2 separate regions of the Homo sapiens genome follow, and region 2 is linked to region 1. A link is an interaction called in ENCODE POLR2A ChIA-PET data of the cell type or tissue named here. Cell type or tissue: PC-3. All regions are shown on one strand. Each heading gives the region's core, and the rest is flanking DNA. Links, peaks and the distances in the headings are about the cores only.

Evidence for each region. Peaks named below come from ENCODE experiments on the same cell type or tissue, not always from the same donor. Only the 100,000 strongest peaks of a DNase experiment are listed, where the experiment ranks them.
Region 2: POLR2A ChIA-PET joins it to region 1 with 5 read pairs; 2 of 35 experiments call an interaction of 5 or more read pairs at or near these places.

The regions. Positions count from the first base shown.
Region 1 is chr5:27,616,773-27,622,166 of GRCh38, forward strand. LOC124901177 (a long non-coding RNA gene) reads left to right here and starts at 5,010. Exons shown (of 2, transcript XR_007059128.1): 1 at 5,010-5,073. In PC-3, for the core only: no CTCF peak of the experiment used is centred there; a DNase peak (open chromatin) is centred at 2,549; H3K27ac peaks cover 910 bases.
Region 2 is chr5:27,188,313-27,193,706 of GRCh38, forward strand. No RefSeq gene overlaps it. Among named protein-coding and RNA genes, the nearest start is that of CDH9, 150 kb to the left of the region's middle. In PC-3, for the core only: no CTCF peak of the experiment used is centred there; no DNase peak of the experiment used is centred there.

The DNA of each region.
Region 1 (5,394 bases), core at 170-5,169:
GGCTCTCTTGAGGAGACATTTTGTCCCTTGGCAGAGCTGGTGCACTGTGCTGGGAGCATCTCCCTTGTCTACATCAGCCACTCTCTTCAGAGCTGGTAGGCAGGAAAGATTAAGTCAGCTGAAGCTGCAACTGCAGCTGTCCTTCCCCCGAGGTGCTCTGTCCCAGGGAGATGAGAGTTTCTGTAAGCCCCTGATTGGGCTTAGGAAATACAGTGTATTTCCTGCAGAGATGCCCTGTTCAGTGAGGAGGAATCTAGAGAAGCAGTCTGGCCACAGTTGCTTTGCCACACTGTGGTGAATTCCGCCCAATCCAAACCTCCCAATCTCCTTAGCACTGTCAGGGGAAAACCACCTACTAAAGCCTCAGTAATGGTGCATGCCTCTTCCCACACCAAGCTCCATCATCTCAGGTTGACTCCAGACTGCTTCTGACAGTGAGAATTTCAAGCCAGTGTTTCTCAGCTTGCTGGGCTTCATGGGAATGGGACCTACTGAGTAACACCGCTTGGCTCCCTGGCTTCAGCCCCCTTTCTAGGGCAATGGATGATTCCCCTGTATTGCTGAAGCTCCAGGCACTGCTGGAGTATGAAAAAACTCCTGCAGCTAGCTCAGTGCCTGCCAAAACAGTCACTCAGTTTTGTGCTTGAAACCCAGGGCCCTGGTGGTGTAGGCTCATGATGAAATCTCCTGATCCACAATTGCAAAAATCCTTGGGAAAAGCATAGTACCCAGAGTGGACAGCACGGTCCCTCAATGCTTCCCATGCCTGGGAGAGGGAGATCCCCCAGCTCTTTGTGCTTCCTGGGTGTAGTGATGCCTCACCCTGCTTCTGCTTGCTCTCCGTGGGTTGCACCTGCTACCTAACCAGTCCCAATGCGATGAACTGGGTACTGCAGTTGGAAATGAAGAAATTACCCACCTTCTGCATTGGTCTTGCTGGGAGCTGCAGACAGGAGCTATTTCTATTCAGCCTTCTTGGCCCCTCTTCCTAAATTCATATACTCTTTTTAAAAACTGGTTTTCTTAGATTAATATTTTCTGTTATATTTTCTACAGTAGTCTATGAGTTCTAAGTATTTTGTTCAGTTTTCTCATAGGTAAAAATGTAAAAATAACATGTCTGTCTGTACTGTTGTGAGAACAACCTGGTGGATAAACACTGTAAGTACTTGGTATTGTTATCTATGACACAGAGATGGTGAGAAAAAAAAAGTTCGGTGTTAATAAAGTAGCATTTTTAAAATTAAAGATAGAGATTAACAGAAGAAAAATATATGTATAATCAAATAATACAGACTATATGCTTTCCCAATCCTCAGGGAAACTAGAATACATTTTAAAAAAAGAAGTCATTTTCATTTAAAAATTAAAATGAGAAAAGTGGATGATAAAGCAAGGCAAAAAGGGTCATTCTTTATTTGTGACTGTTGATTATAAAAATAACCAAGAATCTGAAAAATAAAACTGTAGTTACTTCTTGTCTATGGAAGGGAATATAATGCTAATATAATAAGGAATTTTAAGCAGTTGCTTTCTCTAATCAAATCCAAGATCCCCATAATCATGTCCTTTGCTGTTATAAGTCTCCTAATTTTTTAGTCATCAAGAAGGGCCTGAAGATTACCTAATTTGTTGTGGAAACTCACTTAAAGATAATGGCAAGCTGTTGGTTTAATTAAAACATTTTTTCAGAAAATCTTTTGAACCTAGAGGAAGAATTACTACATAACTTTAACTCTGAAAATAACATTTTAACAAGGCAACTTAAATGCCTGATCTGAGATACACTTATTTTAATTATTAATTTCTATCTTTTCATTGCTGTGTAATGAAATAGATTTTTTTAGTATATTTGTATGAATTTTAACACATGTATAGATTCATGCACCCACCATAGTTAGGCTATGAAACAGGACCATCACCTCGAAAAACAAACTTTGCCATATCTTTATATTCATACCCTTCACTCACCCATAACCCCTGATGACCACTGACCTAGTCTCAATTCCTATAGCTCTAAAATTTTATTTTGTTTTCAAAGATAATATAAATGGAATCATACAGATAGAACCTTCTGAGATCAGCTTCTTTCACTCAGCATAACCCATTTGAGATTCATTCAAATTGTTGTATCTATCAAAAGTCTATCTATTTATTTTTTTTGAGACGGAGTCTCGCTCTGTCGCCCAGGCTGGAGTGCGGTGGCACTATCTCGGCTCACTGCAAGCTCCGCCTCCCGGGTTCACGCCATTCTCCTGCCTCAGCCTCCCGAGTAGCTGGGACTACAGGCGCCCGCCACCGCGCCCGGCTAATTTTTTTGTATTTTCAGTAGAGACGGGGTTTCACCGCGTTAGCCAGGATGGTCTCGATCTCCTGACCTCGTGATCCACCCGCCCCGGCCTCCCAAAGTGCTGGGATTACAGGCGTGAGCCACCGCGCCCAGCCAAAAGTCTATTTATTTTTATTGCTAAATAGTATTTCATTCCAAACCATTGTCTTTAGTATTCTATTTGCTTACTCATTATCCTCTCTGGGGATATTTGGGTTGTGATTCATTTTGGCAGCATGAATATGCTTCAGAATGTCATGTGGTTTTCCTGTGGGCATAAACTTACTTTTGGGCAAATACTGAAGAGTAGCATTTCTTGGTCATATTTAACATATGTAACTGTTTAACTTTATAAAAACTGCCAAAGTGTTTTTCAGGATGTGGAATTTTATATCCCAACCAGCAATGTCTGAGAATGTGAGCTGTTTTACACCCTCCTCAGTGCTTAGAATTGTCAGCATTATTTTTATCCATCCATGTAATTAAGCATGTAATAATATCTCATTAGGGCTTTTTTGCATGTAATAATATCTCATTAGGGTTGTTTCATTTGTTTCTTGTGTTTAATGTTTTATCTTTATAATGACTAATGATGTTGAACGCCTTTTCATGTGCTTATGTACCATACTTATATCCTCTGGTGAAACATTTGTCCATTTGTTTTGCTTATTTTTTAATCGAGTGGTTTGTTTTCTTATTGTTGAGTTGTGAGGGTCTGTTATCTATTCTTGATACATAACACTGTGGGACATGTTATTTGCAAATATTTTCTCCCATCTGCACCTTGCTTTTTTATTTACTCAATATCATCTTTCACAGAAGAAATATTTTCAGTTTATCAATCTCTAAGCCTGATGTACCAGTCTCTAAGAAATAAATCATACTTATGTTGGTATCTTAAGGACTAGTTACTTGAAACCATATCAGGGAACATCAACATACTATAAAACTGGGCCAAAGAGATTCAAGAGCCAGCTCCAGTGTCTGGTCTAAAGTAGGAGTCCCCAACCCCCAGGCCACAGGAACCAGGTGGCACAGCAGAAGGCTGAGTGACAGGCAAGTGAGCAAAACCTCATCTGTATTTACAGCTGCTCCTCATCCCTGGCATTACCAACTGAGCTTCACCTCCTGTCAGATCAGAGGCTGCATTAGATTCTCAGAGGAGCATGAAGCCTATCGTGAACTGTGCATGTGCAGGATCTAGGGTGTGTTTTCCTTATGAGAATCTAATCCCTGATGATCTGTCACTGACTCCTATTACCTCTGTCTAGATGGGACCGTCTAGTTGTAAAAACACAAGGTCAGGGCTCCCACTGATTCTACATTATTATGAGTTGTATAATTATTTGATTACATATTATAATGTAATAATAATAGAAATAAAATGCACAATCAATGTAATACACTTGAATCATCCCAAAACCATCCTCTCCCCACACCTTGGTCCATGGAAAAATATTCTTCCACAAAACGGGTCTCTGGTAACAAAAACAGTGGGAGACCTTTGGCGAAAAGGGTTAATGTTTCCTTTTAGAAATCACAGAGCTACTCTAGATATTTTCCACCCATAGGTAGCAGCCTAAGGGAAGTATGTCTGAGCAGTACAGCCACTCTACAGCTTTTTTTCCTACCCAAAGTGAGGTCAGAAGACCTAACAAAAACCATCCACATGAATCGTTAGTATATCTTTCCAGAAGTAGCTTCCTACATTCTATTTCATTTCTATTTGTTCTATCTCATTGCTTGATTTTTTTTTTTACTGGTTTGTTTGCTTGCTATTTTACAATTTGACCCTGCCTACTATCTCTTAGCTGATTCCTACCCAACTCCAGAATCTGCAGCCAACAGAAGATTTATCACTGAGACCAACCCAACCTAACTCAGAAAATGACCCCCAGACTTTAAACAGTTCCAGAAATATTGAATGGCACTTGGTTGGACTTAATGCTTCTAACTTTTAGCTCTTTCTGTTTTTTAAAATAACATTTTAATTTACATCTGAACGTAGAGATTCTCCATAACCTATATATCTATTGTTTCCTTTGGCTTGTTTTTTTTTGTTGTTGTTGTTATTTGTTTTCTTAACAAAAACATCTTAGAACTCTCATAGGAATTCTTTGGAATAAAGGTGAGTGCAAAATAATGTAGGCATAACGAAATAAATAAATGGTATGAAGTGGTATTTTCATATTATTTATCAATTTAAAACTGCCTTTACACGTGATATTTATTTTAAATATCTTACATAGTTTAAAATACAAATCTGTATTATACTGAAATCTGAACTACACAGATTTTAGTTGAAGCATATGAGTTTTCACTGATAAATTCAGAGATTTAATATTTAGCTCATATTTTGAATATATCTGCAGAAAATAAACTAAACTTAAAAATACCTTTCCTCACTAAAGGGAAGTAATTACATTTAAAGCTTTTTGAAAGCCATATTTATTTTCAGAAATGATTTTAAATATCTTAAGAAAAATGAAGGATTCTACGTGTAAGATTGAAATGTTTCATACTAACAAAGAATCTGTGTTTTAAAAATAAAAATAAAACAAAAAGTTCATATATATTTCTGTTAGACCATGGCTTCATATTAGTTAATGTGGATGAGAAAATTATCATATTGAAAATCTTATGAATACCCATTAATAAGTATCACCTTTTTCTATTCCAGATTTAGTGTATAATTCTTAAAACCCTGAAATGTTACAGATTTAATTTGACCGACAGAAGCAAAAGTAAGTGTGACACTTTCCAGCAAGGGTACGTCCATATTCGAAGAACAAAAGACATGGCTCTAAAAATATACAGTTCCAAGTGTTTTTAGCGACTTCCAATATTATAAATTAGTTTTTTAAAGTTAGAATATTTCGTTACATTTAACTGTTGCAATTATTATTATTAATTTCAAACAAACAACTTCTAATTTTAAACTCATAATTTTAGCAAATATTCTTAAATTATCATCTTTAGAACAGGGCAGCCCTATTTCCCAATGTGATAATACTTAACCTGTGAAACAAGAACCACCTGAATAGAAGAACTTATATTTCAGTCAG
Region 2 (5,394 bases), core at 79-5,078, 430 kb before region 1:
GTTTTGCTATTCAAGCCTTCAACTGATTGGATAAGGCCAGCCCTAATTATCAGGGTAATTAACTGATTGTAGAAGTAAACCATGTCTATAAAATACCTTCAGTGCAACACCTAGATTAGAGTTTGATTAAATAAGTGGATACTACAGCCTGGCCACATTGACTTGTAAATCTGTAATCATCACACATGCTCTATTACATAGCCAGGTTGCACTCAATTGAAGAGCTAATTAGTGAATTTAAAGTAAATGGCTGAAAATTTTACAGCACTGTCACATATATAATTTTTTGTCAAATTGAATATATTCACTTGGTGCCACAGGCTAAAGAGTAAGCAAATGATCAATGACTAGAACACAACAGTAACAATAAGAACAAATGCAGGAATCTATCTATGAAAGCAATGAAGAGCCATTGCTGTTCTGAGAAGTGAAGTCACAAATCTCCCTCACAGGACCACTGTGTTTTGAGTCACCTGTTCACGAGCACTGAACTGCTCAGAGGTAGGCGGAGTAGCAGTGGGGCAAGAGAGATGTGGGTAGTTCCTGGGTATAATTTGAAGGTAACATGATTTCCCTAGGCACTTTTTGTAGTTTGTGAAGGGAAGGGAGTCAAGAATAAATCCAAGTGTATTGACTGCAGCCCAGGGCGAATGGAGGGAGCATGAAGCCCATCAGTGGAGGATGTTTTAATGCCATGACCAGGATTTCTATTTTGACTATATTAAGCTTGAACATATTCTGTCACCCCAGAACTACCCCTGCTTCACTGGATCTGCCCTGCTTTCTTTTCTAGAATCTCTAGGTCTGCAGAGGGTCTTTGCATCTGCTGGAAAACTTTCTTCACATACCTGCTGCCTCTGTGTTAGGCTTTTACCAAGCATCACTTGCACCACACCATGAGACCTTGCCTGGCTTCATGGCTTATAATTAAACACAATCCTCAGCAACTAAATTTATCATCTCCATTTCATATTTATTATTTTATCCTCTAGCATTTATCTCTGACAAAACATAGTTTTTTTTTTTAATTGTTCATGTTTTTGTAGGATTGTAGAGCATGTCAATTAAAATTACCTGGGGTTGAATCCAACCTCCACTACTTACTCTTGGACAAATTACTAAACCTCTCTACTTCAGATTTCACACCTGTAAAATCAGGTTGGTAATACCTAATAGTGATGGGGTTATTAGACTTACTCGAATGTTGATTTATGCCAAACTTAACTAGCAATGATGGCATATAAAGAACATAAAATAAAATGTTAAAATTCAAAGAAAAAAACTAGTTCCAATATTTAGAAAAAAACTAACTCTAATTATATATTCACAAGAAGGAGAGAGAAGTGAAAAGTGCAGACTAAATGTTTCGGTCAAACATTAGGATTGAAGTGAGAATTAGAACATGAATTCCTTTCTACAGTTCATACTCAACAGCTCATCAATAGGGAAAAGCCAACCTACAAAACAGCCAATGTCAAACGAATTCCTTTTAACACCTACCATATGCCAGACATAGACTTAGATTCATTTAAAAAGAGGTAGCTTTTTCTAGTCTTTTAATAACAAGAAGGTAAGCAACACAATCATTACTATGTAGATAATGAGCTAGTGTATTAGAGAAGGGAAATGATAGTCACATGAATCCACATTTCTTAGACGTAAAACCCTTGTTTGCCTTCTCTAATGCAGAAGAGTTTCACTTTATTTCAAATAACGCTTCATCAAATGAAACTGACTTAACATACAGAGCAGTTTTCCAACCTACACTTTGTTGATGTTGAAATAATGTGGATCATAAATAAGTTCTTTGGTTGGTGTTCAGACATAGAGGGTACAGAAGTAAGGAGATATGAAACCAAATGTATTGAAGATACTTAAATACTCCTCCCTTTATTTTAGCTATCATGAAAGCAAATTGTTAAACATAATTTTATAGTTTTGTCAAGTCCAGGAAAAATTCTAATTAAAATAATGGTACCAAACTATAAAATTATTAAATCATAACTTGTCTGATATTTGGAGATTTTGTTTTGTTTTTTCTGAATAAGAGACTCACAGAAAAGCCCTATTGGGGCCATAACTTAATGTAAATTATTAATTGTGTTCTAAATATTCTTGGCATTAAATATATTAAGGATTTAATATCAAAATTGAATGCAATTGGAAATTATGCTGACAGACAATTGAACTTAGGCTTTAATCAATTTGGCCATTATCAAATATCTTATAAATTTTTGGCTAATGACAAAATAACACAAACACACACATACTCACACACACAGACAAGCAAACCATTATGCAATAGTCATAGACTGAGATTAGCATTTCTCTAACTTCAGTTTAAAAGAATTTTTTACTTTCTACCAGCAAATAATATAAGGTGAGTGTTATATGTGTATACATGAATGCCTGTGTGTGTGTGTGTGTGTCTGTGTCTGTGTGTGTGTGTGTGTGTGTGCGTGTTGTTGGCAAAGAAGGTATATTATAGAATATTTTTATCAGGCGAGAGCAAGTACTCGGCCTAATATACTAACAAATAATGAAGCTTTCACAGCATGAATTTATTTATTTTTATTTTTTCTATTACTATATAATTCAAATGAGAGTGAATTGTCATTCTTTTTGCTTACTAAATTAGATTTTTCTCTCTGTTTTCCTTTTTAAAATTTAAATTTGATTTGCTATACTTGCTTTAATATTTTGGAGGAAACTTAATTTATATTCTCTTTGCTAAATGCTTTGCATTTTAGACCATAAATTTTCTCTAAGAGCTATTTCTAAAATACACTCTAAAAATGGGAATAGGAGAGTATCTCTGAAAATCTTCCCTCTGTAAAACGAAATTTAAAAGTCCTCAAAATAGCTGGGCATGGTGGCACACGCCTATAATCCCAGCTACTCTGGCAGCTGAGGCACAAGAATTGTTTGAACCCAGGAGGCGTAGGTTGCAGTGAGCCGGTATCAACGCCACTACACTCCAGCTTGGGCGACAAGGCAAGACTCTGTCTCAAAAAAATAAATAAATAAATAAATAAATCCTCAAAACGGTTTATCTAACTTACATTGAACTGTGGGAATTAACGAAAGGCTTGCAACAATTCAAGTAATGTTTATTCTAGAAAAATGGAACCTCGGATAGAAACAGTGAGCCTTGTTTTTTAACATGCCTTATTTGCATCTTCTCCCCTCAGCTCTATGCTGAAAACCAAAAGCACAATAATTACAGTGACAGGAGAGATTCCAAATTCCCTTTCTGAAATAGTTGGCATAATTTGACCTGTCGAAAACCTCTTTGGTGCCAGGCATGGTGGCTCACGCTTGTAATCCCAGGACTTTGGGGGGCGGGCAGATCACTTGAGATCAGGAGTTCAAGACCAGCCTGGCCAACGTGTTGAAATACCATCTCTACTAAAAATACAAAATTAGATGGGTGTGGAGGCATGTGCCTGTAATCCCAGTTACTTGGGAGGCTGAGGCAGGAGAATTGCTTGAACCTGGAAGGTGGAGGTGGCAGCAAGCTAAGAACCCCCACTGCCCTCCAGCCTGGGTGACAGACCAAGACTCCGTCTCAAAAAATATATATAGAAAATAAAACTTCTTTGGAAAATGAAATTTGCACGGCTGCTCTTCACTTGAACTGAGTCAGAGCTTGCGCAATCTAAATATCTTTTCCCTGGGGGTATTTATCAAAAACAGTCGACAGCAATTGTTGAACATCACAGCTACTGAGGCGGCAGTAACAGTTGTCTGAAACAACAAGCTTATCGAAAAGTTTAAATGAAAGTCTTAAAGAAAATATGCATCTGACAAAGGTCTAATATCCAGAATCTTTAAGGAACTTAAGTTAACAAGCAAAAACCAAACAACCCCATTAAAAAAGGGGACAAAGGAGATGAACAGACACGTTTCTAAAGAGTACATACAAGCATTGAACAAGCATATGAAAAAATCCTCAACATCAGTAATCATTATAGAAATGCAAATAAAAACCACAGTGAGATACCATTCACACTAGTCAGAATGGCTATTATTAAAAAAGAAAAAAAAATAACAGATGCTAGCTAGGTTGCAGAGAAAATGGAACACTTATATACTGGGAAGGAATGTAAATTAGTTCAGCCACTGTGGAAAGCAGTTTGGTGATTTCTCAACAAACTTAAAACAGAACTACCATTTGAAACAGCAACCCCATTGTTAGGTATACACCCCGAAGAATTTAAATTATCCCACCATAAAGACACATGCATGTGTATGTTTATGGCAGTACTATTCACAATAGCAAAGACATGAAATCAACCTAAATGCCCATTAATGGGAAAATGTGGGACTTACATACTGTGGAATATTATACAGCCTTAAAAAAGAAAGAAATTATGTCCTTTGCAGAAACATGGATGCAGCTAGAGGTCATTATACTAAGTGAACTAACACAGGAATAGAAAACCAGATACCACATGTTCTCACTTATTAGTGGGAGCTAAACACTGAATACAAATAGATACAAAGAAGGAAACAATAGATACTGGGGCCTACTTTAGGGTGAAGGGTGGGAAGAGGAAGAGGATAGAAAAATAGCCTGTTGGGTACAGTGTTTATCATCTGGGTGATGAAATAATCTGTACACCAAACCCCTGTGACACACCATTTACCTATATAACAAACCTGCACATATACCCCTGATTTTTTTTTTTTTTTTTTTTTTTGAGACTGAGTCTCGCTCTGTGGCCCAGGCTGGAGTGCAGTGGCTCGATATCGGCTCACTGCAAGCTCCGCCTCCCGGGTTCACGCCATTCTCCTGCCTCAACCTCCCAAGTAGCTGGGGCTACAGGTGCCCGCCACCACGCCCGGCTAATTTTTTGTATTTTTAGTAGAGACGGGGTTTCACCGTGTTAGCCAGGATGGTCTCGATCTCCTGACCTCGTGATCCACCCACCTCAGCCTCCCAAACTGCTGGAATTACAGGCATGAGTCACTGCCCCCGGCTGTATCCCCGATTTTAAAATACAAGTTAAAGAAAAATCTTGGGAATGTTCTGTTCATAAGGACTCTGAAAATATCTCATATATTATTTGAATTTGCGAAGCTTTGATAAATTCTTGAGCAGCACACATAAGCATAAGGCTGTGTGTGTGCCCAAGACTGTATGCGTGTCCGGGAGAGACCTAAAAGTACCCTAAGATCTCAATTCTAGAAGACCTCGAGGCTCTGCATAACCAGGAAGTGAAGATTAAGCCAACACGTAAAAGGCCTGGGCGTTGAAGATGCACCGTAACATGCACACAGAGCTCCTCAACAAAGGTTGGAAGACCTATTAGTTCTAGGAATTTAAGGAACCAATTAAATTTAAATATCTATTAATCATTAGTTGACCATCAAGAAATCTGAGTAGAGACT